Regions from separate parts of the Homo sapiens genome. Here regions 2, 3, 4 and 5 are each linked to region 1. The links are chromatin contacts, found by Hi-C or POLR2A ChIA-PET in ENCODE. All regions are on one chromosome and are shown on one strand. Each heading gives the region's core, a stretch centred on a gene start or an enhancer-like site at or near the end of the contact. The rest is flanking DNA. Distances are from core to core; before and after follow the strand shown.

Region 1 (4,727 bases), core at 992-3,491:
GGGGAGCTGGGTGTGGTAGAGTGTGCCCGTAATCCCAAAATTTCTTTCCCTTTGACTTGGGAGGCTGAGTGGGAGGATGGCTTGAGCCCAGGAGTTTGAGACCAGCCTAGGCAATATAATGAGACTCCATCTCAATTTTTAAAAATTAAAAAATAAAAATTTGGGATCAGCAGAAAAGAATGCTAGCTCTGCTTGTGTGTGTGACCTCCTCCAGGCCCCTAGGAATAAATTTAGAACAAATGAGGCAGCAGAGTGCCAGCACATGTGTTTGGTGGCGCTTGGGGTTTCTAAAAAACAACTCAGAGACATGTGTTAAGATATTATCTCTAGTTTTTATAAAGGAACCAAACATCTCCTGAATCTAACTTCCTGGGCTGTTGTTTTAGGCTACCATTACCTTCTTCCTTATCAAGTTGCTTATTTACTTGTCAGGGCTAGCTAGGTTCCTGGAATTTCCCTTGAAGCAACTCAAGATTTCCCTTTATTCCCATGGTTTTTTTTTTTTTTTTTTTTTTTTTTTTTTTTGAGACAAAGTGTAGCTTTATCACCCAGGCTGGAGTGCAGTGTTACAATCTCGGCTCACTGCAGCCTTGACCACCTGGGATCAAGTGATTCTCCCACCTCAGCCTCCCAAGTACTAGGACCACAGGCATGTGCCACCACAGCCGGCTAATTTTGGAAATGTTTGTAGGGGCCAGGCACAATGTGTCACGCCTGCACTCTCAGCACTTCCGGAGGCCGAGTTGGGAGGATCCCTTGAACCTAGGAGTTCGAGACCAGTCTAGATAACATGGCGAAAAACCGTCTCTACCAAAAAACAAAAACACACAAAAACCCCAAACCAACAAAAATTAGCCTGGAATGGGCTAATGTCCGACACTAAAATGTCCGGGCGTGGTGGCACGCACCTGTAGTCTCAGCTACTTGCTAGGCTGAGGTGGGAGGATCAACTGAGCCCAGGAGGTGGAGATTGCAGTGAGCAGAGATCGTGCCATTGCACTCCTGCCTGGACGACAGAGTGAGACCCTATCTTAATAAAATAAAATATAGAGACTAGGTTTCGTTTCTATTTTTTATGAGACGGAGTCTCTCCCTGTTGCCCAGGCTGGAGTGCAATGGCGCGATCTCTGCTCACTGCAACCTCTGCCGCCCAGGTTCAGGCGATTCTCCTGCCTCAGCCTCCCGAGTAGCTGGGACTACAGGCGCCTGCCACCGTGCCCGGCTGTTTTGTATTTTTAGTAGAGACAGGGTTTCACCATCTTGGCCAGGCTGGTCTTGAACTCCTGACCTCGTGATCCACCCGCCTTGGGCTCCGAAAGTGCTGGGATTACAGGCGTGAGTCACCGCACCCGGCTTGTAAACTCTTAAATTTTGTATAGACACAATCATACAAGTTGTGGGAGTCAAAATGAAGGAAACGGGTGGTTACATGGTAGGTATATTTAATGCCATACATCTTAAGAAATTGGAGGTGGGAAAGGGAGCCCTGGAGAGGGAGACAAAGGAAATAGTTGAAAAGGAATGCAAACAAGAAAAGGAGGAATTGAAAGCTGAAGTGAAAACCAGGGACAAGAAAAGCTCCGCTCCTTCCTTCACTGCCCACTCGAATGAATGAATCCTGTTTGGTTTCCTGAATCTTCCTTCTGCTGGCCACTCCGCTTGGTCCATCACTTCTTTCAGCTTGCCCTTATCCTAAACAGCTTTCTTTAACCCAGTCATAATCTTAATTTCCTGTTCCTTCTCTCTCCCGTCCCACCCACAAAAAAGCCCTCCTCTTTGTCATTTTGGGGGATTTTTCACTTAAGATGTGAGCCGCGCGCTGCGGGTGCGGCGAGGCTGGCCCTATAAAAATGTTTCTGTTTCTGACATCCTCGTGCAGATACGCAGACGTCTCTACCTACAGGATCATGGGCTAGCGGGTGCTCAATCACAGCAGCCAGCGTTGGAAGGCGCCTTGCAAAGTATTAACAGCACTATCAAACTTTAATTGCGTAGTTCGGAACCAGATATGTGAGGAAACTGGGTTCTCCACGATCGGCCACCTCGCCCAATCTCACAGGATAGTTACAGGCTGAGTTCGGCAGCGGGACCCAGTTTCCTCCTGAGAGAGGTCCAGGTAAAGGTTTACGGTTGCCACAGGTCAGTCCTGACGAAAACCGCAAGCTGCGCCAAATCTCGCGCAGCGGGGCGGGAGGGCGGGTGGGGAATGTAAGGTATCGCGAGATGACAGGATTTTCCCGCGAAGGAGAAGCGCGCTTTTTTCCCTGGCGGGGGATTTGGCTAGAAGGCTGGGCCGGCAGCGGTTGTGAGGAGTTAGCTCGCGGCATTGCAGGCTCTGAGAGGAGGGGACCCGGTTCCCGGGTGAGTGTCCAGGCATGCCAGCGGAACGGCCCGCGGGCAGCGGCGGTGAGTGAGGAAAACCTTTTGGGCGCGGGTGGCAGCCTGCGGGGCTGAGGTGGGCAAGCATGGAGGCTGCGGCGGAGTTTCGGGGAGGGAGCCGACCCCGGGCAGGGACTGAGGAGGAAAGGAGGGTTGGGAAACTGCAACGGTGAGTGGAGGACACCCCGGAATCGCACGTATTAGCATGCCGGTGAAGATTTCACATAGGCAACTGCATTTTCCCGAGCATCCCGAGTTGTAAACTGTGGTCCAGGCGACTTGTAGACATTGTGAAGACTTACGGTGTCTTCTGAGAGGTGATGCTGGCGTCCCCTCGGTCTTCAGCTTTTGCTCCAGTGCATCTCGGGTGGGAGAAAGGCTGTTTCTTGTTGGAGTTGAGTAGTTGGTAATTTTTTTAAAACTGCAATTTGAAAGCTTTCTCCCCCGTCAGGCTCGGAGGCTCCAGCAATGGTTGAACAACTGGACACTGCTGTGATTACCCCGGCCATGCTAGAAGAGGAAGAACAGCTTGAAGCTGCTGGACTAGAGAGAGAGCGGAAGATGCTGGAAAAGGTAATTTAGGCATCAGGTTCGTCGTCGTGAAAGCCTGTGGTAACCTCGGCTTTAACCCGGAGGTGTGGTTTGTGTTCTTTGCTTTCCTATTTAGTGGGCTTTTTAATAACTGAAAGAAAACAGCTTTATTACTTGTCTTTTTTGTATGTTTACAGATATTGCCTTTGAGAATCCTTTCGCAAGTGCTTTGAATGGTGTGTTTCTATGAGATGTAGTCTTGGTAGTCCCATCACTTTTAAATGAGCATTTCAGATTGCTTGTTTAGCCATGAAAAGTCTTTCAAAGTCCATAGTGAGTTTTTTCGTTTGTCATCCTTATTTCCTTTAAAAATTACCTTAAATGTATGTCTCATGGCAAACAGGAATCGCTAAAACCTGCAGAAGTAATGTACTAGACTGAGGGCAGGAGAAGTTAGCATCAATCAAAGGCTGGGCTGGAATCCAAGTCTAATGATTTCCTTATACTGTAGTGCTGTTTTCCACCTAAGTGATCAACTTGCTGTTTGTTTTTCTTTTGGTTTCATGGCCTGTGTATTGCTACATAAGATTCTTTAGCTAAAAATGTGCCGTACTTTTTCAATGACAAGTTGCTGTAGTTTTCTTGTAGAGAGCATTTTGTAAGTTACTAAAAACAGTTTTTAACCTGAAAAATTCTTGTTTATTCTAAAGCCCCACCCTGCTGCTTGATTCATATGCAAGAAAAAGAATGATCGTTGACTCTTAAGTACTGCCTAGTACGTGGTTTTCTTGTGCTTTATTAATTTATTAAACTCTACCGATATTATGATATAGGTTATTTTTTGTTATTTTCATTTACAAATGAAGAAACTGAGGGAGAAGGGCACATAGTAAGTGTTGAAGTCAAATTTCAACTCAGGCTGCCTGCAGAATTTCTGTCCTTAATAATAGTGAATTAACTCATGATTATAAAACTACTTAAGTTGGAAAATAATGCATTCCAAAAACGAGTAATGAGGCCGTTGGTTCCCTGTTATGTCAACAATAATTTTTTTGTCAGCATTGTTAATACTTCTTGAACATTTATTAGGAGTCATGCATTGTTTTGAATGCTTTATATGTATTTACTCATTGAATCCTCAACTATTCTGTAAAGTAGATGTTCATTATTACTATTACTGCTATTAAACTTACTAGTTTAATTACTAGTATAAACAATTGCTATTATTGAACTACACAACCAAATAGGTTTTATTAGTCATCTTATTTTACAGATGAGGAAACTGAGGCACATAGAGGTTGTTTGGGTGCCACAGTTGGTAAATGGCAGAGCTAACATTCCAGTGTAGGCCATGTGGTTCTAGAATGCACATTTTTTAACTACCATGCTATAGTTCCACTCCAGTAATACTCCTTCCGTTATTACTGATGATCTCTGGTTGACTATAACCAGTTAAGGTAATATATTAACAAATTTTCTTTAAGTAACATCAATACTTTTTGCTTCAGGGTAGATGTGAATTAACAGAATTGAGAGGTCTGACCTGAACCACCTTTTCTCATTCTTTGAATTTTCATAGTACTTTATTACACAGAATTTACCATGACCAAATAAGTAATGATAAATACTTCATACTACTTTTTGATTCTTTCTCACTTTGTTTCTTGAGGGTGCATCACTTGCTGTTTTGTTTTTGTAGGCTTTGCACCTGGCACATAGTAGGCAATCAGTAAGTGCTTATTGAATAGCTAACGATGATAAAATGGTATTTTATAATATACAAGATTATATACATATACTAAATATACTTATTAGCT
Region 2 (4,517 bases), core at 319-2,818, 640 kb after region 1:
GTCTAAAGAATGGATCTCTCACCTTGTAGAGATATTAAATTATTAGATTTGGTAGACTGTATGAGCGGGCATTGTCAAATGTTGTGATACTGCATGGGAGAGCATTGTCAAATTATGTGATATTAGATCCCACTTCAGTTACATTTATAGGTATGTTATTGACACGCATGTTCCAAAAATTATATAAACTTATAAAAATTTAATGATTCATAATTTTGATTGTTACGCTAAATATTTGCTAAAGTTACATTTGTATAAATATGTTATTAATGCATTCTGAAGATTGTATGAAATTTATAAAAGCCTGGTGGTCCTGATGTGATGCTGTCAGTCATGATTCTGGTTATTGTCTTAACATGCTGCACGTAAGAGAAGTAACTAAATTTCCTTGTCAATTGGGAACTTTCATCAGATTTTCATCATAGCTATTCTGTTTCCATCATCCACAGTTCTGCTTTGAATTCGAAAAATATTTGCGATCAGCGATAGTCCAAATTTGCTTTTCATGGAAAAAACTCTTAACAGGTCCTCTTGAACACAGGTTTCTGATAACTTTCAGATCAATAAACTACCCCAGCCTTTACCACTATGCAATATAGGCATGTAAGAAACTTGTACTTATACCCTTTAAATATATTAAAACAAATGTTTTAAAAAAATAAACTAAACACAAATTCCTAGAACTCTAATAAACTTAAGGGTTCAAAAAACTGCTAAGCAAGATCAAGCAAAACAAAAAATCTATGAAATTAAGATAATATTTTTATAACTTTTATTTAAAACACTGTTGGTTGTATTCTAGATTTAAGAAAGGTTTCTCACAGATGTTATCTATAATTTACATCAGTTTGGTAAAGCACACTTGTAAACAAAGGTGGAAGCATTTGGTTTTTCTCCCTACTTGATCCCTCCAAAATTTGGAAACTATTCACAAATATTCTAATTTTCGTTTACATATCGGCTCTTTATAAGCAGGATAAAATCGGAAATATTGGTTATATTATCAAGGCTTTGACTGAAACATCATATTTAAGAATATGCATAAAATGCCCGGATTCAAGAGTTTCCAGCCTTACAGTGAGGGGAGAAAAATGTCACTTCCTGGCGGACCTGACAACCTTAGAACTTTTCGGGGAGAAGCTTGGCAGGGAGGGGACCTGGCAGCTGCTCCTGGGCAGGAACCAGAGGGCAAAGTCCGTGGCGACCCTCGGGCCTGGCGGGGACCTTACGCTTCCCGGCGTCTTTCCCTCTGCCCCGCCGGCTGCTGAGGGAGCGGCGGCCGCCCTGCGCCTGGAGGTCGTTCCCTCGCCTCCTCCGGGCCGCGGGTAGCGAGAGGCGGCGGCGGCCGGAGCCGGTGTGGGCGGCCTGAGGCGAAAGCCCGGCCGGCCCCTAGGGGAATGAAACAACCACCGGCTACCAGAGCAACAACGGCCTCCGCGGCTGCACCGCCGACTTCCCGGAGGAGCGAAGGCGCCCCGCAAAAACACGCCGCAGAGCGGAACCCGGGCCCCGCCGCCCCAGCAGGGGGCAGCAGCGACGCAGACAGGAAGCCCAGGTCCTGGGCGCTGGACACCTCGGCGGCCTCCGCGACCAATGAGCGCCACACCAACCTCCAGGCGGCGCTCCCACCGCACCTGCCGCCGCCGCCGCCCCGGGGCGAGAACTGCGCCGTCGGCCCTGCCACGCTGACCCGTGGGGCCCCGGCCGCCGCCCCAGGGTGACGAGGAGGAGCAGGACGGGGCCCCAGAGAAGGGCAAGAGCTCAGAGCTCGGGCTCCAGTGCCAGGAAAAGGCCAGGAGCAGAAGATGGAGAGATGGAGAAGCAGCAGGTGCGGAGAAGCGGCGCTCCACGGGCTGGGTCAGCATCCGCTGGCGGATCTTAGATGACTTTGAAGATGAGGAAGCAGGGCAGAAAGAGCGGAAACGAGAAGGTGCAATGACACAACGGAACCCAATGCAGAATCCAGCCCCAGGACTCAAACGCTGGCTTTAATTCCAACTCACACCCCGTGCCCCTAATCAGAGAGGATCAGGGGAGATGGAGGACCCAAGGAACCCTGGCACCTGAAGGGTGGGAATCTGAGGCCAAGACTGATTGTGGGAAATTGTGGGAATCAGGAAAGGAGGAAGTGAGGCAGAATGGGGGGACGGCGGGGGTGGGGGGATGGCGGGGAGCTGGGCTAGGAAGGATTAAAAATCAGAAGCTCAGAGGCGAGTAGATCATCTGACGTCAGGAGTTCGAGACCAGTCTGGCCAACATGGCAAAGCCCCGTCTCTAAATAAAATACAAAAAAATAGCCGGGCGTGGTGGCGCGCGCCTGTAATCCTAGCTACTAGGGTGTGCTGAGGCAGGAGAATTGCTTGAACCCGGGAGGCGGAGGTTGCAGTGAGCCGAGATGGTGCCACTGCACTCCTGCCTGGGCGACAGAGCAAGCCTTGTCTCAATAAATAAATAAATAGTTAGAACCTTAGGAAGGATCCAGAGGGGAACTGTCCTTAGGAAGGTGCATGCTGGGGATGAAGGAATTGGTTTTAAGACTCAGGAAGTGAGGGCAAGGGAGAGACGAGTGTTGGGGGTGCAGTGGGGTGCTAATGCAGCAGCCAAGCAGAAGACTGGAGGAAAACAGAGCCCTTCTCCTCCAACTCCAGCTGCTCCTCTGAGTCCCAGGCCACCTGCTCCTGTGTCTGCCAACCTACTGACATGTCTCCCAGCCCTGCTGGAATGCTGTTCCTCCTGATCTCTGCCCTGCCCCAGACCTTTCACTAACCCCACCACCCCCACTGTCCAGGTCCTACCACCCCACTGCCCCGACCATAGCCTGCCCCTATCCCAGATGCCTCTCCTTCCAGCCTCTTGCCCTAGGTGACACAAAGGGGACCTGGACATGCAGGTGAAGAGGGTGTTCTTCTGGGTCCTCCTGCTCAAGTATCCCGCTCATGCAGTTATGAGTGTGAGTAAATGTTGGATATGACACAGATTCTATTTCTCAAGCTGTTTCACACTGTGGTTTACCTAACAGTGTTTTTGTGGAATCATCTATGGGGATTTGGTCCTCCCTGCAGACCTCAGTGCAGATTTCTTGAGCAGCCTACAGGGGCTCTGGCCCCACCTGTCCACACCAAGTTCTGGGTCCTGCATGCCCTGCTTGGCCCAAATACAGCAAGGTTGACAGGATGGAAAGCTGAAAATGGTGACTTATAATATCGAAAAGTAAGGATTTCACGGCCCAGTGAAACAGAATGGAGAACCCAGAAATAAATCCTTGCATTTACAACCAACTCATTTTTGACCAAGGCACCAGGAACATACCTTGGGAAACAGATGGTCTCTTCAATAAATGGTACTGGGAAAATGAGACACGTGAAGAATAAAACTAGACTTCTATGCCTCATCATATATAAAAATCAAATCAAAATGAATTAAAAACTTACATGTAGGAAACTATGAAACTACTAGAAGAAAACATAGGGGAAATACTTTAGAACACTGGTCTAGGCAAAGATTTCCTGAGTAAGACCTCAAAAGCACGGGTAACGAATGCAAAAATTGATAAATAGAATTACATCAAGCTAAAAAGCTTCTTCACATCAATAAAAATAAAAATAAAGTGAAGAGACAACCCACAGAATGGGAGAAAAATTTTCCAAACTATTCATCCAACAAGGGATCACTAACAAGAATACGTAAGAACTCAAAAACAAAAATTCCAAATAATCCAATTTAAAAATGGGCAAAAGATTTCAATAGACATTTCCCAAGAGAAGATACACAAATGGCCAACAGTTATATGCAAACATGTTTAACATCACTAATCATCAGATAAATCCAAATCAAAACCACAATAAAATATAATTTAACCTCAATTAAAATGGCAATTGTCAAAAACTCAGAAAATAACAAATGCTGAAAAGGACACAGAGAAATGGGAGCGCTCAAACACTCTTCGTAGGAACATAAAATAGTTTATCCACTATGGAAAACTGCATGGAGGTTCCTCAAAGAACTAAAAATAGAACTATCATATGATTCAGCAATCCCACTGCTGGGTATATGCCTACAAGAAAGAAAATCAGTATGTCGAAGAGACATCTGCACTCCCAGTTTATTGCAGCACTATTCACAACAGCCAAAATATGAAATCAACCTAAGTATCAACGGATGAACGGATAAAGTGTGGTACATATATATGAAAAAAAAAGGATTTGTGAATATACTAAAAGCCATTGAATTGTATGCCTGAAATGGGGAAGTTGTATGCTATATGAGTTCTATTTCAATAAAGTTGTTTTTTAAAACATAAGGAATCTTATTTAATAATCATCATGGGCATTCTTGGAAGCCCTCTGCAAGATCCTGTTTCAAGTTCTGCAAGTTTGGGGTCCAACCTGTGTGAACCTTGTTTCCCTATGAGTACATTATTTATGTTTGTGAAAGCTTGACAGCTCCAAGAACACTAATACTTAATCGTTGGTTTTAGCACTAGTCTGTGTAACCAAATACCACCTGTACCCCCTATA
Region 3 (4,511 bases), core at 492-2,991, 750 kb after region 1:
GGACAAGCATTTATTAATAAGCCTGCAAGGATTTACCCAGCCCGGCCAGGTACAGGTCTGCTACCAGGCTCGGGGACGATTCTGGGGAAGGCACAGTTCCTGCGCTTGAGGAATTAGGCTGGTGGCTGGAAAGGCAGTGTGTACCTTTGAGAATAATCAGAGGTCTCTGTGGGACGAGGCAAACAGGTGGAAGATAAGGCCCAAAAACTGGCCCGCCTACTCTTTTAGGGGGGTGAGATAGAGAAGACCTCCTCACTGGGCCAGGCCAACCGGGAAAGAAGCATGGGTAGGACTGTGGCTGGCAGACAAGTCAAGAGGAGGCCACCAATTCTTCTCCTGCACCTCCCACCAAACTCCTTCAGCTGCTGGACGCAGGAGCTTGAGTCAAAAGGATCCATAAGGATATTTCCCTTTCTTCTCCACCCTTCCCCCAACCCCAAGTGAAAAAGAAGGATGTTTAGAAAGTCTGGGAGACAAGCTGAAGGGCAGCTTCAGCAGGCAGATGAGCCCAAGAATGGAATGTGCCGCCTACAGGCAAGGAGTGGCCATGGGTGGGGAGAAAGGGGACTTCTTTTTCTCCCTTTCCTCATTCGAGGTACTTACTGAGTCTCTTCTTGGTGCCCAAGCACTGAACGTGACATCTCTTAGTGGGACATCAACCTGTGTTTGGCCAGATTAAATGGCCAAAGCCCAGACCTCTGAACACTGAGTCTGGGTCTCCCTGGGGGTTTCACTTTATTAGGGGGGCAATGGTTCTGGTGGCCCCTGATTCAACGTGAGTCCTTCTAAAGATCCGAAGCCCCTCTTAGATTTCAAGCACCTCAACCCCACCCCAGGTGGACACCCCATCGCAGTATCTACTCATGCCCTGAGAAAAAAGGGCTGGTGCGGGGAGGGGAAAGAGATAATCTGGGAATGCTAGGAAGAATGACGGCGGGGCCACGTTCTGCAGAGGGGAGAATGACCAAGAGGGTTTACTTGAGTTTGTTTGTTGTGTTTATTTCCCGAATCCAGCACATTCTCCAAAAGCCATTCGAGGGGCGAGCCTCGGCCGTGGGTCAAGTCCAAAGAGCGTGTTTCGGTTGTTTTTTTAGGTTAATCCCACTTGCCCCCCACCCCAGTAAACTTCCCACCCACCCCACCTCACTTTCCAGGTCTTTCCTGTTGCGTTCGGCTGCACTGCGATCTGGGAAGAAGGGAGAAGTGCCATCTCCCAGCGCGCGGGATCTGCGGGGACCCTCGTCCCCTCGCTGGTTGACAAAGAACTAACACCCGCCCCGCCGCGCTTCCGGGGCCAAAGAACGAAAACTGCCTTCTTTTTTTCTGGCGGACACGGAGCGCGCCCGCGGCGGGCCGACCAGCCCGGGAGCGCAGCCTCCGCGAAGGGGCGGCGGGGAGCGGCGGGGCCCGGGCGCGCGGAGAGCGCTCAACTAACAGCGCACCTGGACGCGCCCGGCTGCGGTTCCGACTCCGTCCCCGACCGCGCCCGCGGGGCCCCAGTCTCCGCATATCACCTCCCATAGCGCCCCGCTTCCACGCACGTCCCAGCTGCTCTTACCCGGGAAATGGCGAGAGGCTGCTCGAAGTCCTTGCCGCCCACGAGGCGGAAGCCCCACGGCCCCGGGCCCTGGAGGTCTATCTGCTGGGTGGTCATGGCGCGGCTGTGGCGGGCGACGACCCGCGGGGACAGACGGGCAGGACGCGCGGAACAGCTTGCAGGGCACCCCCGGCGGCTGTCGGAGAAAGAGCGGCGCGGCGCGGGCCCGGGGAGCCTGGGGCTGGCGGGGGCAGGGCAACCGCGAGGGCCAGGGCGGGGGCGGCTCCGCCCAGGCCGCGTAGCCGCCCGCCGCCCCGCCCGTCCTCCCGCCCGCAGCCGCTCCCCGCCCTGCGCGCCGGCCTGGGGGCCCTGGCCCGGAGTCCCGCCGAGAGAGCGCGAGTCAGATGCGGGGCCGGGGCTCTCAGCAGCTCTGCCCGGGACCCCACACCGCCTCCCTCCCTCCTGTACGCACGGCCGCACCGCGGCTCTCGGGCCCGGGGCGGGTGCTAGGTGAGAGGGAAGCAGGTCCTGACAGCGAGACAAACTCGCGCCTCGTGCTTTGTAAAACGAGAAATTTGAAGTGCTGTGCCAAGTCAGCCCTCTGAGGTCGGCTCCGACTTCCCATTTGCTTTTTGTAATCGGTAATGATGTTTAAAAGGTGCTTTCGAACGATCTCATTTGATGCTGAGGCAACCGGGACGTTTAGTCCCATTTTACAGATGAAGTAACTGAGTCTGCTCAGTAGGTGAGAAGACTTGCCCGACGCTACACCACTCGTCAGCATCTGGACCACTGCCCGGGCCCAGTGCTGCAGAACCCCATCCTGGAACTTTTATAATGCTAATGAGACCATCACTCAGGTTATAACTGAACTTCAAGGCCTTCCTAGAAATCTTTCCTCCAGGCTGGAGTTCATGGTAGGTTCTGACCTCAACAGTTCAAACCTCAAGTTTGGGGCGGGCCAAGGGCCAAGTCAATGCAAAAGAAGAGCTGAGTCCGGGACCTGGATTCCCAGCCTCCCACCAGCTTCCTAGCCAGGCTCCCCCTGACGCCCTCCCGGTGGAGTGCATTCTCCACGCCGGACCAGACCATTTCTCATGCTGTCCATGGCGTCCCCACCTCACCACCAGTGAAAACCCAGATCCTTACAATGCCTACAAGGCCACCCCTAGAATGGCCCCAACTCCCTCTCTGACCCCAACTCCTCCTGCCCTTTCCTCACCTGCCCCCCAGTCTGCCAGGCTGTGCTCCTTGCTCCTAACTCAGGGCCTTGCCTCAGGGCCCTGTCTGCAATGCTGTTCTCCCAGACATCCCCACCACTCTCTGTCATTTTCTAGGGGCCGGACACGTGGCTCACGCCTGGAATCCCGGCACTTTGGGAGGCTGAGTCAGGAGGATCAGTTGAGCCCAGGAATTCTAGACCAGCCCCAGCAACACGGCAAGACCCTGTCTCTACAAAAAAATTTAAAAAAATAAAAATTAACCAGGTTTGGTGGGGCACACCTGTCCCAGCTTCTAGGGAGACTGAGGTGGGAGGATGGCTTGAGCCGGAGAGGTCAAGGCTGCAGTGAGCTGTGGTCGTGCAACTGTACTCCAGCCTGGGTGACAGAGTGAGACCCTATCTCAAAAACTAAAAAATAAAAAAAATGCAAATGTCATTTTCTGAGGTCATCTCTGAGCATCATTTAAGATATCCTCTCTAGAATGCTCTATTACCTTCCCCTGCCTTATTTTTTTCTTTTGTATGTATCACCATCTGGCATTCTCTATATTTTGTATATTTATTTGTTCCACCCCCACTCTTAAGCATTAATTCCATAAGGACAGGGGTTTTTATCTGTTTAGATCACTGCTGTGCCCCAGTGCCTAGAATAGTGCCTGGCACATAGTACTTAATGTATATAACACATTGGCCATCCTCAGGACCACTTACCCTCTCTGGGCCCAGTTTCTTCGCAGTTTTCTTGGCACCCATTCATCCTGGTACCCAGGCCCCAGCACAGTGCTTGGCATAGAGCCCATGCTCAATGAGTTTGTTCCCTGTGCAGCTCTGTCTCCCTGTGATCCTGGCCTACCTACTGAAGAGCCCTGTGCACAGATTTACACATAAAAAGATTATCTTGCTTGTCCAATTGTGTGACAGCACAAATGCCTATGTTTGGGAATAGTTTGTTTGCTTTTAGAAATCCAAGTGGAGGGCCGGGCACGGTGGCTCACACCTGTAATCCCAACACTTTGGGAGGCCAAGGTGGGCGGATCACCTGAGGTCTGGAGTTCGAGACCAGCCTGACCAACATAGAGAAACCCATCTCTACTGAAAATACCAAAAATTAGCCGGGCGTGGTGGCGCATGCCTGTAATCCCAGCTGCTCGGGAGTCTGAGGCAGGAGAATCACTTGAACCCGGGAGGTGGAGGTTGTGGTGAGCCGAGATCACGCCATTGCACCCCAGCCTGGGCAACAAGCGCGAAACTCGGTCTAAAAAAAAAAAAAAAAAAGGAAATGAAAGTGGAGTTGTATGATTATACATCCCTCTCAACCTCTTGCAACCTGATATTCTTTCCTGAACCTGAGAAAAAGAATGGTGTTATAGCCAGTAACCAGCCACCTGCTTTATGAACACCAAAAATACATTCTCTTTGTTTAAGATTCTGTTGATTAGAAAGCATGACTGTGTTTCAAGTCCCTGCAGAATTTGCAGGAATCACCGAATTCTGAATCTGTCCCTAGATGTGTAACCATCTTGAATATTTTCTGTCCTAGAAGGAGAAAAGGGTTGAAAAGTCACAGCTTCTGTGCTTCTGAAGGCAGAGACTGCCTTTCATTCATTCCAAGTGCCCTGCTAGCATGGACCTCAATCACAGTAGGTGTCAATAAGTGTTTATTCCGTACAATAGTCTATACAGACATAGTGCACTAATGTGTTAGCAAAATGTCTGTGAGACTTGAGTCCTCAGTTGCTTTGTTTTTAAATG
Region 4 (4,607 bases), core at 1,216-3,715, 690 kb after region 1:
AGAACCCAAGGGGCTTGGGTTTTTATTCTCCCACTGGTGTACCATCTTGAAAACTCTGACATCATAGGGTCTCCTAGATCACATGAACCAAGCACAGAGCCACTTCCACTATAGCCTGCACCTGCTGCAGATCACTTTTCTGCTCTGGGCCAGATCAAAGCTGGCAGCCTTGAAGGGAAACAGAAATCCAAGATGTCTTTGTTTTAAGGTGTGTTTAAAGTTGTGTTGTCCAATACAGTAGCCACTACCCCCATGTGTCTACTGAGCACTTGAAATGTGGCTTGTGACAAATGTTGAAATGATAATACTTTGGATATATAGTATTATATAAAATGTATTATTGGCCGGGCACGGTGGCTCACACCTGTAATGTCAGCACTCTGGGAGGCTGAGGTGGGCTGATCGCTTGAGCCCAGGAGCTCAAGATCACCCTGGACAACATAGCAAAACCCCACCTCTATTAAAAAATATAAAAATTAGCCAGGCACGGCGACTTGTGCCTGTAGTCCCAACTACTCAGGGGACTGAGGTGGGAAGATCACTTGAGACCAGGAGGTCGAGGAAGCCATGATTGTGCCACTGCACTCCAGCCTGGGTGACAGAGCAAGACCTTGTCTCAAAAAATATAAAAAAGAAAGTATTACTGGCCGGGCGTGGTGGCTCACACTTGTAATCCCAGCACTTTGGGAGGCCGAGGTGAGTGGATCACAAGGTCAGGAGTTCGAGACCAGCCTGGCCAACACAGTGAAACCCCTTCTCTACTAAAAATACAAAAATTAGCTAGGCATGGTGGTGCGCGCCTGTAATCCCAGCTACTTGGGAGACTGAGGCAGGCGAATGGCTTGAACCTGGGAGGTGGAGGTTGCAGTGAGCCAAGATTGTGCCACTGCACTCCAGCCTGGACGACAGAGCTAGACTCTGTCTCAAAAAAAAAAAAAGGTATTATTACAATTAATTTTACCTGCTTTTTTTGTCTTTTCACATTGCTACTAGAGAATTTTAAATTACATTCATGCGTTGCATCATACTTCTATTGGACAGCGATGAAGCAGCAATCACCCATTTACAGATTTACCAAGCTTGTGGACTATCTGCCACTAGCAAGGTACTGAGCTGAGTGCCGAGGAGAAAAGGCTGAAAAAGACAAAGGATCAGCTCTCATGCAAGGCTTCTTTCCTTTCACGAGATGAGTGATTAGTGTCTTGTGTGATGCATGCCAAGAAGGTGTCCCCTGGGTATGGAAGCATAGGAGAGTGGCATCCAAGTCATGCTGGGCAGTCAGGAAGCCTGTCTGGAGGAGGAGGTGGCTCAATCTCGAAAGACAACAGAAATTTATTAAATGTTAAAAGTAATCAAGGGGTGCAGGAAGAGCATACCAAGTCAGAGAAAACAGCTTGATCACAGTCTGCATGACTCTGGCTGAGTTTTTCCTCTTCAAGAAATTTTCTGAAAGCTTAGTAATTAAAGATGGCTACAGAGTTAGACTGTTCCTTCCAATCTTTTCATTTTAGAGGAAGCATGAAAGAGAAACAATCAGATAAATATGGTAGGCATGAAGCACAAAAAATAGGCCAAATCTCAAATTGCTCTCAGCAGTAATTTTTTTTTTTTTTTTTTTTTTTTTTTTTGAGACGTAGTCTCACTCTGTCACCCAGGCTGGAGTGCAGTGACACAATCTCAGCTCACTGCAACCTCTACCTCCCAGGTTCAAGTGATTCTCCTGCCTCAGCCTCCAGAGTAGCTGGAACTGCAGGCATGCACCACTATGCCCAGCGAACTTTTGTATTTTTAGTAGAGACAGGGTTTCACCATGTTGGCCAGGCTGGTCTGAAACTCCTTACCTCAAGTGATCCACCCACTTCAGCCTCCCAAAGTGCTGGGATTACAGGCATGGGCCACCACGCCCGGCAGAGCAGTAAATATTTGTATGTGCCAAATACTGGGGGCAAAAGGGAAGGGCTTCTTTGCCACATAACACAACTGGCACTTAGGGGTGGTAATGCTGACATTCTGTTTCATTCAGTCAGGAAATGAACTCCTCATACAGGCTATATTGAATAGTAATAATGGTCACCTGAAGCTGTTGGTGTTTGGCCTCCCCTGGAAGCAAGATATCTGTATGAAAGACCCACACCTAAGAAGTAATACTGACAAATGTCAGACATTTGATTGGCACATTATCTGAGGAGAGGGATTAGAGAAAGTTCTAAGTATCCATGACTCATCTATTCCTTACAATCAAAATCCAAATCATGACTGTTAATGTCTTTGTAAATGAGTCAGACCTGCTGTGGTTCAGAGACTTTTCATTTTATGTTGATTTCTAAGAATTGCATAGTTTAAGCCACCTTGACTTTTATAAGCGTAGAAACAGATGGGGTTTAAAGTAAGAACTCATTAACTGCCAAAAAATAAAAAAAAGAAATCGAGAGCTTTAACATGACATGATTTTCTGCCTGAACAGTTTCAGTTCTGCTTGTTGTGGCACTACAACAGCTCACGTGCATGAACTGTCCATCGTACATTCTGGCTTCAGAGTCTGTGGTATGAAATCCTGGTACTGATTACAATTCTTACTATTAGAGTATGTACCATGTTAGTGCATTCATAATGAAAGGTCATGAACTATTACCAAGGGTGGTGAGCACTGCTCAAGAATAGATGGTTGCTCCTTTGGAGGAAAGAGGGTTGCTTGGAGTACCCTGTCCGCCTCTCATAACAATCACTTAGTCTCAGTGTCTGGAGGGATGGGGGCACCACTGAGCCCATGAGGGATTAGTCACCAGGAGATAAACTGTGGTGACCTCAGATCTTGACTCAGGACTCGTTCTTAGCAGCCAGGGTCCTCAGTCTCCTCTGTGAGGAGGACACAGTGGCCATGTCCTGGGCTCTCTGCTGCTGCTGGACACTTTCCTGAGGTTGCTGCCCTTCATGAAGGGGAGCAGCTGTGATGTCAGCAACCAGCCTGAAGAGGGACTTACTAGGGAATGTTTCCAAGCCAACTGCTAATGCTCCCACCTATTATTTGGGAAGCATTCATTTCCTCAGATAAGCCTCAGAACAGCCCAATGCAAAGAAAACTTGATTTCATTAAAACAGAGCTAGGGGCCGGGCGCGGTGGCTCACGACTGTAATCCCAGCACTTTGGGAGGCCAAGGCGGGCGGATCACGAGGTCAGGAGATCAAGACCATGCTGGCTAATGTGGTGAAACCCCGTCTCTACTAAAAATACAAAAAAATTAGCCGGGCGTGGTGGCAGGTGCCTGTAATCCCAGCTACTCCGGAAGCTGAGGCAGGAGGATGGCGTGAACCCAGGAGGTGGAGCTTGCAGTGAGCCGAGATAGCGCCACTGCACTTCAGCCTGGGCGACATAGCGAGACTCCGTCTCCAAAAACAAAAAAAAAACAGAGCTAGGTATCTTATATTAGCTTTACAGAAAGAGGATTTCAAGCAAGCTTCGAAGAAATGTAAGAACAGAGCTTGTTAAGATGCAAGTTGCGGGGGAAAGGCCAGTAAATCTGAGAGAAACAAGAAACCCAAAACAAGAAGACAGGCCTCAGAAATCTCATCAGGCTTGAGTAGGAAATGGGACACATAATCAGATAACAGACACCACACTGCTTTGTAGTCTATACATTTATTGAGTAAAAACAAAATCAGTGTCAGACACGTTATATTTGATTGGGTTCAAATTTGGCTGATGTCCAAATGCAGCAGAGAAGAACGGTGGGGCGAAGGGACACAGTGTTGCTGACAAGGTGACACTGAACAAAACAGTTTTCCTTTAATTGTAAAAGCGGGCATCGCACAGCTGGTGTGAGTCAATTAACCAAGGCAGGGAGGGGACTCAATGTTTTACAAGCAGAGGGAAAACCAAAGTAAGCAGAGAACTTTCAAGAGAGGAGAGGGCCAGAACACTGAGAGAAAAAGCTGCAGCAGAGGCCTGCTGGAGAACAGTGGTCAGATCTGCTGGCTCACTTGGGGAACACAGTGACCACTTCATAACCCTCAGGTGGTGTGACTCGCTCCCGGGCATGCTTCTCACAGTAGATTTGATCCTCCACAAAGAAATGGCCCTTCTGTTTCAGGTTGGTGCCACAGTCAGTGCACACATAACACTCAGGGTGGCGGTGACGGTCCCGCAGCTTCACAAACACACCACTACAGAAGCAAGGGAGGGAAGGGACTCCATCAGTGACAAGCACCTGCAGGTGGCACCTGAGCAGGTGGCACCATCCTTCCTGAGCAGGGGCCTGGGGCTTCTCCCCAGGAACCCATCACAGGGGAAACCAGGGCCTCCCAACTGGCCTCCAATCATAAGGGACTTGCTTCTCCTTCCCAGGGTCCAGAGACATTTTTCCAAAAACCCCTCCTACTTCAACAGGGCAGCCCTGATTTTTCTCATTTTACATGTTCATAACCTAAGGGCTCCGCAGTGAAGGAAAACCTTCACAACCTGGCTCTGGGACACAGGACCTTTCTGGCCTCTCTGTTGCATTTTTCCAGGAGGGATTTGTCTCCCTCACAAGCAAAATGTGCAACATCCAGCACTTTCCACATTTTCATGGTTTACCCAACCTGCAGGGTCTGCAAAGGCTGTGGGAAGC
Region 5 (4,851 bases), core at 1,275-3,774, 550 kb before region 1:
GATAGGGGAGGCAGAAAGAAAGAGGGAAGATGGTTCCGTTTCTTAAAATAATTTTACTACTTAAATTCCCTAGTCTCTATGTTTATCATGTATTTAAATCAATTTCCATTGACTGGAGACCAGTATGTAATGTAATAAGCTCAAAAGACATGTGTGTTTTCTTCTGAAATTTCAAACATAGATGCACTTTACTGAAATAAAGTCTCCACAGGATTGTTTCTTGGGGCTGTTGTTGTTGTCTATGCAGAATGGTCTTGTATAAAGAGATGCATAACTTAGTTTACTGAAGCTGAATTTTCCATGGAAATTATCCAGTGCTTTCCCAATTCTCAGGCGCTTTATCTGACAGTCTTTCTTCCTCTAGATAATGGCTGGCAGCAGCCCACAGAGTGGAGGTTATATGGTGCACTTCTGAAAAAGTCTTGAATGGAGCCATTGTTCCCCTGAGATGGTCTGTGTGTTTCACTGAACAGAGAGCAGGGTGTAAAAAAGGCACCTTGTGTGCAACTGTTGGCGAGGTTGGGGAGTGAATTAAAATCTCCAGAAAGTCTGGGCAGTGCTGTTCAGAGGAGCAATGAACACTCTGGAAGTACTGTTAGCTCAGACATTCCAATGTGGTGAGGCAGCCTCGGGGACACGACTTCCCTCCAATCTCGTTTAGAGAGGGAGCCATGGGGCGAGCAAAGGACACTGATCTGGACCTGCTCTCTTTGCAAAGATTTGAGGAAGGCGCCCCTTTCTAGGGATGGGGCCACAGTGATTATCACACTTGGATAACTTTCCTGCTCAACGGACCTAGATTTGCCTTGCTTACTAATCATGCAATGACTCATTTGGAGGATTCAATGTTAACTGCTTGTGCATCTACCAGTTTGTAGCTATCTATTCCCATGTGCCAAATTAAAAAAAAAAAGTCTTTGGGGGTGCCAGGTGATGGATGAAGTTTGATATTATTTGATCATTAAATGAATTATAAAACCATAATATAATACTGTATATTAAATAAATAGCCTACCTTGTTTATTGTCAGTGATGCTACCTCTTTCCTCAGCCCTTTATTTACTTGTTCAGGATAACATAGCCTCAGGGATTGAGTAAATTACCACTTCTCACTGTCCTAGTGCTAAAATGCCAAGATCTTAAGGAACAAAGAATTTCTTTAGAGCCCTCTGCAGAGACCTTTCTGAAATCAGCTCTCCAGGGAGGCAATCATGTTAGTTTTCATTAAAGTCCTAGTGGTGAGAAAACAGCAAGACAGTTTAAGGACCAGACTGGCAGATTTTTCTTAACAGCAGGATTCTTTGGGCCTCCTGTGCTTTCTTGCTCCAACCTCTCCTGTGTTCTGGAGCCTCCAAGAAGGAGAGATCACTTTTAAGAGGGACCCGAAAGAAAGGGTCAAACATGAGCAGGAGGAAAGTGTGTGGGAGGAGATGCTCCAGGTAGAAGGCTCAGCTTAAGTTCAGGTACAGAGCTAGAGTGGGAGAGACATTCTGTTGGGTGATCCTTATTAGCCAGGGCATGCTGGGTTACACAGCCATGGAGAGTTAGTTTGGAGGGCAATAGGGAGCCAGTGAAGTTTTCTGCATAGATTAAAGTTGTAAAAAAGGAAGAATAATACAGCGGTGGTTTGAAGGATTGATTTGGTCCAAGGGAGAGGACAGTGGGAGGCGATATGGGCCACAGGAATGGGTCCTGATCGGATGTAGGAGAAGAGGTCAGGCCTAGGGAACGGTCTTCCATTAGAACAGGTAGAGGGAGGAGGCACAGGTTTAGGCGAAAGGGAGGAGGATGATGATTTGATTTTTTTTTCCAGGTCCTTGGCTCTCCTAAGACTCATAAAAGCCGCTCCAGCGGCTAAGGAAGTTCTGTGCAAAGCCTGTAGTTTCTAGTTGTGAAGATCTTCAGGTTTGCTTGAGCAATGAAAGAGTACTGGATTTGGAGTCCGCAGTCCTGGATGGCCACCATTACCAGCAAAAGGAGTATTTCCGGAGCCTGGCACAACGCTGGGCACATTGATGGGGCTCAATGAATATGTATTAAATGAACGAGTGACAGAACAGATTCGAGACTTGGTGCTGCCATCTACTACAGAGACCTTGATCGTGTCCTTTATCTGCCGTGAACCTCAGTTTCCATATCTGTCAACCAGGGGTGGTTCCCTGGGGTAGTGTGAGAGTAAATTCCCGCCGCCTGAGGTGTGCAGAGTTCCCGCCCTTCCCGGAGCCGGGCGCCCCAGGAGCGCTCTCTCTGGCTCCCGCCAGAAAGGATGGCTCCTAGGGGTCAGGGCCAGGGGTCTGGGAAGGGGTCGCGCCGCCAGCAGCCAGCTCCGGGGGAGGCGGCCGGGTCCTCGCTCCGCGCCCGCCTTCCCCGCGCGGCAGGAGCCGGGGGCGGGCCCGGCACAGGCCGCTCCCCCGCCCGGCCGCCCGCGGTGGCGCTAGCGGCCTCTCACCCGGGGCGGGCGAGTTCTGGGAAAGCCCGGCCCAGGGCGGGGGCCCCGCTGCCGCCCGCGCAGCCGCCGCTGTCCGGGCAGCGCGCACATCTCGGCGGGAGCGGACTGTGAACGGCGCGGGTCCACACGGTAACGCTGGGCAACGTGGGCAACGCGGCGGGCGGCGGGCTCGCGCGGCGGGAGGGGCAGCGGCGGCGCGCCCGGGCTCTACCTCCCGGGCTCTGCCTCCCGGGCTCTGCCTCTCGGGCACTTGCCTGGCTCCTGCGCGTTCCTGGGCATCGGCTCTGCAGCTGACACACAGTAGCGGGGACACCCGACGCCGCTAGCGACAGGCGCGCGGACGGCTGGTCCCAGAGGGACGCTGCGCTTGGGGACGCCGGCGAGACTCGCCAGGAGCCAAGAGGTGAGGAAGCGACTCTGTAGCTCGGTTCCTGAGGACTGGAGAAAGGGAAGGATGGGCTGGTTCTCTCCCAAGGCAGTCGACCCGCCTAAGGGAGCAGCCCGACTCCGCGTACCTGGCGGAAAAGTGTCCTCGCGCTCCCGGGGGACCCGAGGCGGGCGGTCCTCCAGGGCATGCAGGCCGCCCTCGCAGGGGCTAAAGGACACCCTGCCAGTGCCTTCACTCCAGACGCCTGCCTCAGGTCGCCCCTTCGTGTTGTGAATACGGTGTGGAGGTGGCCAGTGCAAAGAAAAACGTAAGCTCTTTTTGTGGCGGTACTTAGCAGCGGTATTTCAAGGAAAGTGCTCAAGAGATTGTTCCTGGAGAGATTTGTGTACATCAAGTCCTAGAAAATACAATATTGGACCAGGTCCCGCTCTAACTGATAACTAGAATAGCTAGCTTTGCCTTCAAGTCCTTTAATGCTACAGTAATAAATACACTAGAGCAAGAAGTCTTCTGTCGTGGCGAATGTTAGGTGCACAGCGTAAATTTGTGGAAGCTTTCGCCCCTCGCTCTGTATTTAAGCCATCAGACACTGAGTTCAGCCGACTTAACCAATTATTCAGTGTAAGACTCATTTAGTGATTAATCAGTGTCATTTTAAATAGTGAGTTCCCTGAATACCTGTTAAGTAGGATTCACGTCTTCGAAAAGTTTTATTTGCACGAAGGTCATAATTTCAGTTGCATTATGCAAAATTTGCCCGTAGGTCTTTTAGATCTCTGCAGGATTGGTATGTTTTCATGTTTCTTATACCCCCCGTAGAGGTAGGGCAGGGCCGCTGCCACAGAATGGGCACTACTGAGGCCAAGAATGCTTGACCCCACTAGGGAGAATTTTTGAGAGCCTGACTTGGGAGGTGGAAGCAGGTGACCCCATAGGTGCTTGTACAGGTGCCCAGTTGTCATTGAGGAGAGAGGTGGACTATCTCTAGGTTATTGTATGCATCGATGTCTTCATAAATACTTTTCTGAAGAATGTCTGATGGTGTTGTCATCTAGACCATCTGATGGCACATCTTCCCCCACATCCACCACTCTAAAGTCTAACCATCCTTCAAACTGTGTTTTGCTGGTGGTGTGAGGCTTTTCCTGAAACAGCCAACCTCCCCCTGCTCTGATTTCTGCAGCATTTTTTCTCCAGGGCCCTTTCTGCTCTCTACCTTCTGGGAGTTATTTATGTAGATGTCTCATTTTCCCTACTGAAGGCATTTGCTGTGGCTTTCATGGCAAAATGCTTGCACCTAGAAGACTCTAGAGATAATTGTGGGCCAGTATTAAATCTTAAGACTTTGGTTTTACAACATAAATATCTACTTTGGAGAAGGAGATAATATAATTGAAAGGAGCTAGAGGAATGTATAATGTTTACCATTAACACTATCCTTTATTTACAGCCCCATGGGGGAAATTCCCTTTATACCCAGGAGCCATGTCTTACCAGGTAAGAAGCCAGATTGAACTGGAGGGACATTCTTCCAGTCCTCTTAGTAACATAAACTCCTGGGATGTGGTCCAAGTTTGACCTGTCATTAAAAATTCCATACTCCAGTGGGTTAGAAGCTAGATTCCAATGAAGGCGGTTGGTTTTGTTTTTCTATTTACAACCATTCTTAGTCACATTCTTCTCTGGGCTTTTGTTGTATACTTTAAAAAAACTGTTTGATGTGCAATTTGTTACCTGTAACTTTCTAAATGAATAAAAGAAGATTGAAAAAATACTGTGCATGGTGGAAGAGTTTTCTAAAGTAGACAGCAGGGGACGTTTCCCATGCCTGGGCAAGAGGAGGGATTTGCACAGAGTGAGGCTTGCTGCACGTGTGTGTGTGTGTGTGTGCGCGCGCGTGTGTGTTCCACACACCTGGCTGACAGGCGCCTATATAGGACAGTTGCTTTAGTCTTAATGCCTTCTCTCTCTGCCGGAACTACTTCTGCGGTGGAAGAACAATAAAACAGAGCTT

What was found. A loop is a pair of places that touch in the nucleus more often than their neighbours do. ChIA-PET counts read pairs that join two places held with the same protein, here RNA polymerase II (POLR2A). Pooled maps may share reads with other maps.
Region 2: a loop to region 1 is called in a map of naive thymus-derived CD4-positive, alpha-beta T cell, with 6 times the contacts of the local background. The contact joins the enhancer-like site here to the promoter of HELLS in region 1. A Hi-C loop is called at or near these places in 1 of 168 maps with a recorded cell type or tissue (naive thymus-derived CD4-positive, alpha-beta T cell) and 7 of 50 pooled maps. POLR2A ChIA-PET finds 5 or more read pairs at or near these places in 2 of 52 experiments (HCT116 and naive thymus-derived CD8-positive, alpha-beta T cell).
Region 3: a loop to region 1 is called in a map with no recorded cell type, with 10 times the contacts of the local background. The contact joins the promoter of PDLIM1 here to the promoter of HELLS in region 1. A Hi-C loop is called at or near these places in 6 of 37 single-sample maps with no recorded cell type and 9 of 50 pooled maps. POLR2A ChIA-PET finds 5 or more read pairs at or near these places in 1 of 52 experiments (activated naive CD8-positive, alpha-beta T cell).
Region 4: a pooled map shows a loop between it and region 1 (14-fold over the local background). The contact joins the enhancer-like site here to the promoter of HELLS in region 1. A Hi-C loop is called at or near these places in 5 of 37 single-sample maps with no recorded cell type and 14 of 50 pooled maps. POLR2A ChIA-PET finds 5 or more read pairs at or near these places in 2 of 52 experiments (GM12878 and WTC11).
Region 5: a map of chondrocyte shows a loop between it and region 1 (2.4-fold over the local background). The contact joins the promoter of PLCE1 here to the promoter of HELLS in region 1. A Hi-C loop is called at or near these places in 1 of 168 maps with a recorded cell type or tissue (chondrocyte).

What each region holds. Positions count from the first base shown.
Region 1 is chr10:94,543,547-94,548,273 of GRCh38, forward strand. It overlaps HELLS (helicase, lymphoid specific), which reads left to right and starts at 2,242. Exons shown (of 22, transcript NM_018063.5): 1 at 2,242-2,406; 2 at 2,831-2,952. The coding sequence starts at 2,376. RefSeq lists enhancers at 1,298-1,922, 1,336-1,385, 1,923-2,547, 2,548-3,171 and a silencer at 2,096-2,175.
Region 2 is chr10:95,182,243-95,186,759 of GRCh38, forward strand. The region is part of intron 3 of LOC107984257 (a long non-coding RNA gene); the gene reads right to left. It also overlaps the pseudogene PAWRP1. Among named protein-coding and RNA genes, the nearest start is that of ACSM6, 9.7 kb to the right of the region's middle. RefSeq lists silencers at 1,092-1,391, 1,582-1,911, 1,932-1,981. Within about 2 kb of position 1,569, at least 25 of the 41 ENCODE cell types and tissues checked have a DNase peak (open chromatin) inside an H3K27ac peak, as active enhancers do.
Region 3 is chr10:95,289,262-95,293,772 of GRCh38, forward strand. PDLIM1 (PDZ and LIM domain 1) reads right to left here and starts at 1,742. Exons shown (of 7, transcript NM_020992.4): 1 at 1,559-1,742. The coding sequence starts at 1,654. RefSeq lists enhancers at 259-578, 4,303-4,392 and silencers at 1,300-1,409, 1,430-1,529, 1,580-1,969, 2,020-2,099, 3,743-3,812.
Region 4 is chr10:95,233,951-95,238,557 of GRCh38, forward strand. It overlaps PDLIM1 (PDZ and LIM domain 1), which reads right to left. Exons shown (of 7, transcript NM_020992.4): 7 at 3,622-4,161. The coding sequence ends at 3,975. Among named protein-coding and RNA genes, the nearest start is that of ACSM6, 42 kb to the left of the region's middle. Within about 2 kb of position 2,466, at least 7 of the 41 ENCODE cell types and tissues checked have a DNase peak (open chromatin) inside an H3K27ac peak, as active enhancers do.
Region 5 is chr10:93,991,407-93,996,257 of GRCh38, forward strand. It overlaps PLCE1 (phospholipase C epsilon 1), which reads left to right and starts at 2,525. Exons shown (of 33, transcript NM_016341.4): 1 at 2,525-2,852. LOC105378438 (a long non-coding RNA gene) reads left to right here. Exons shown (of 4, transcript XR_946215.2): 4 at 1,814-2,313. RefSeq lists a silencer at 2,339-2,628.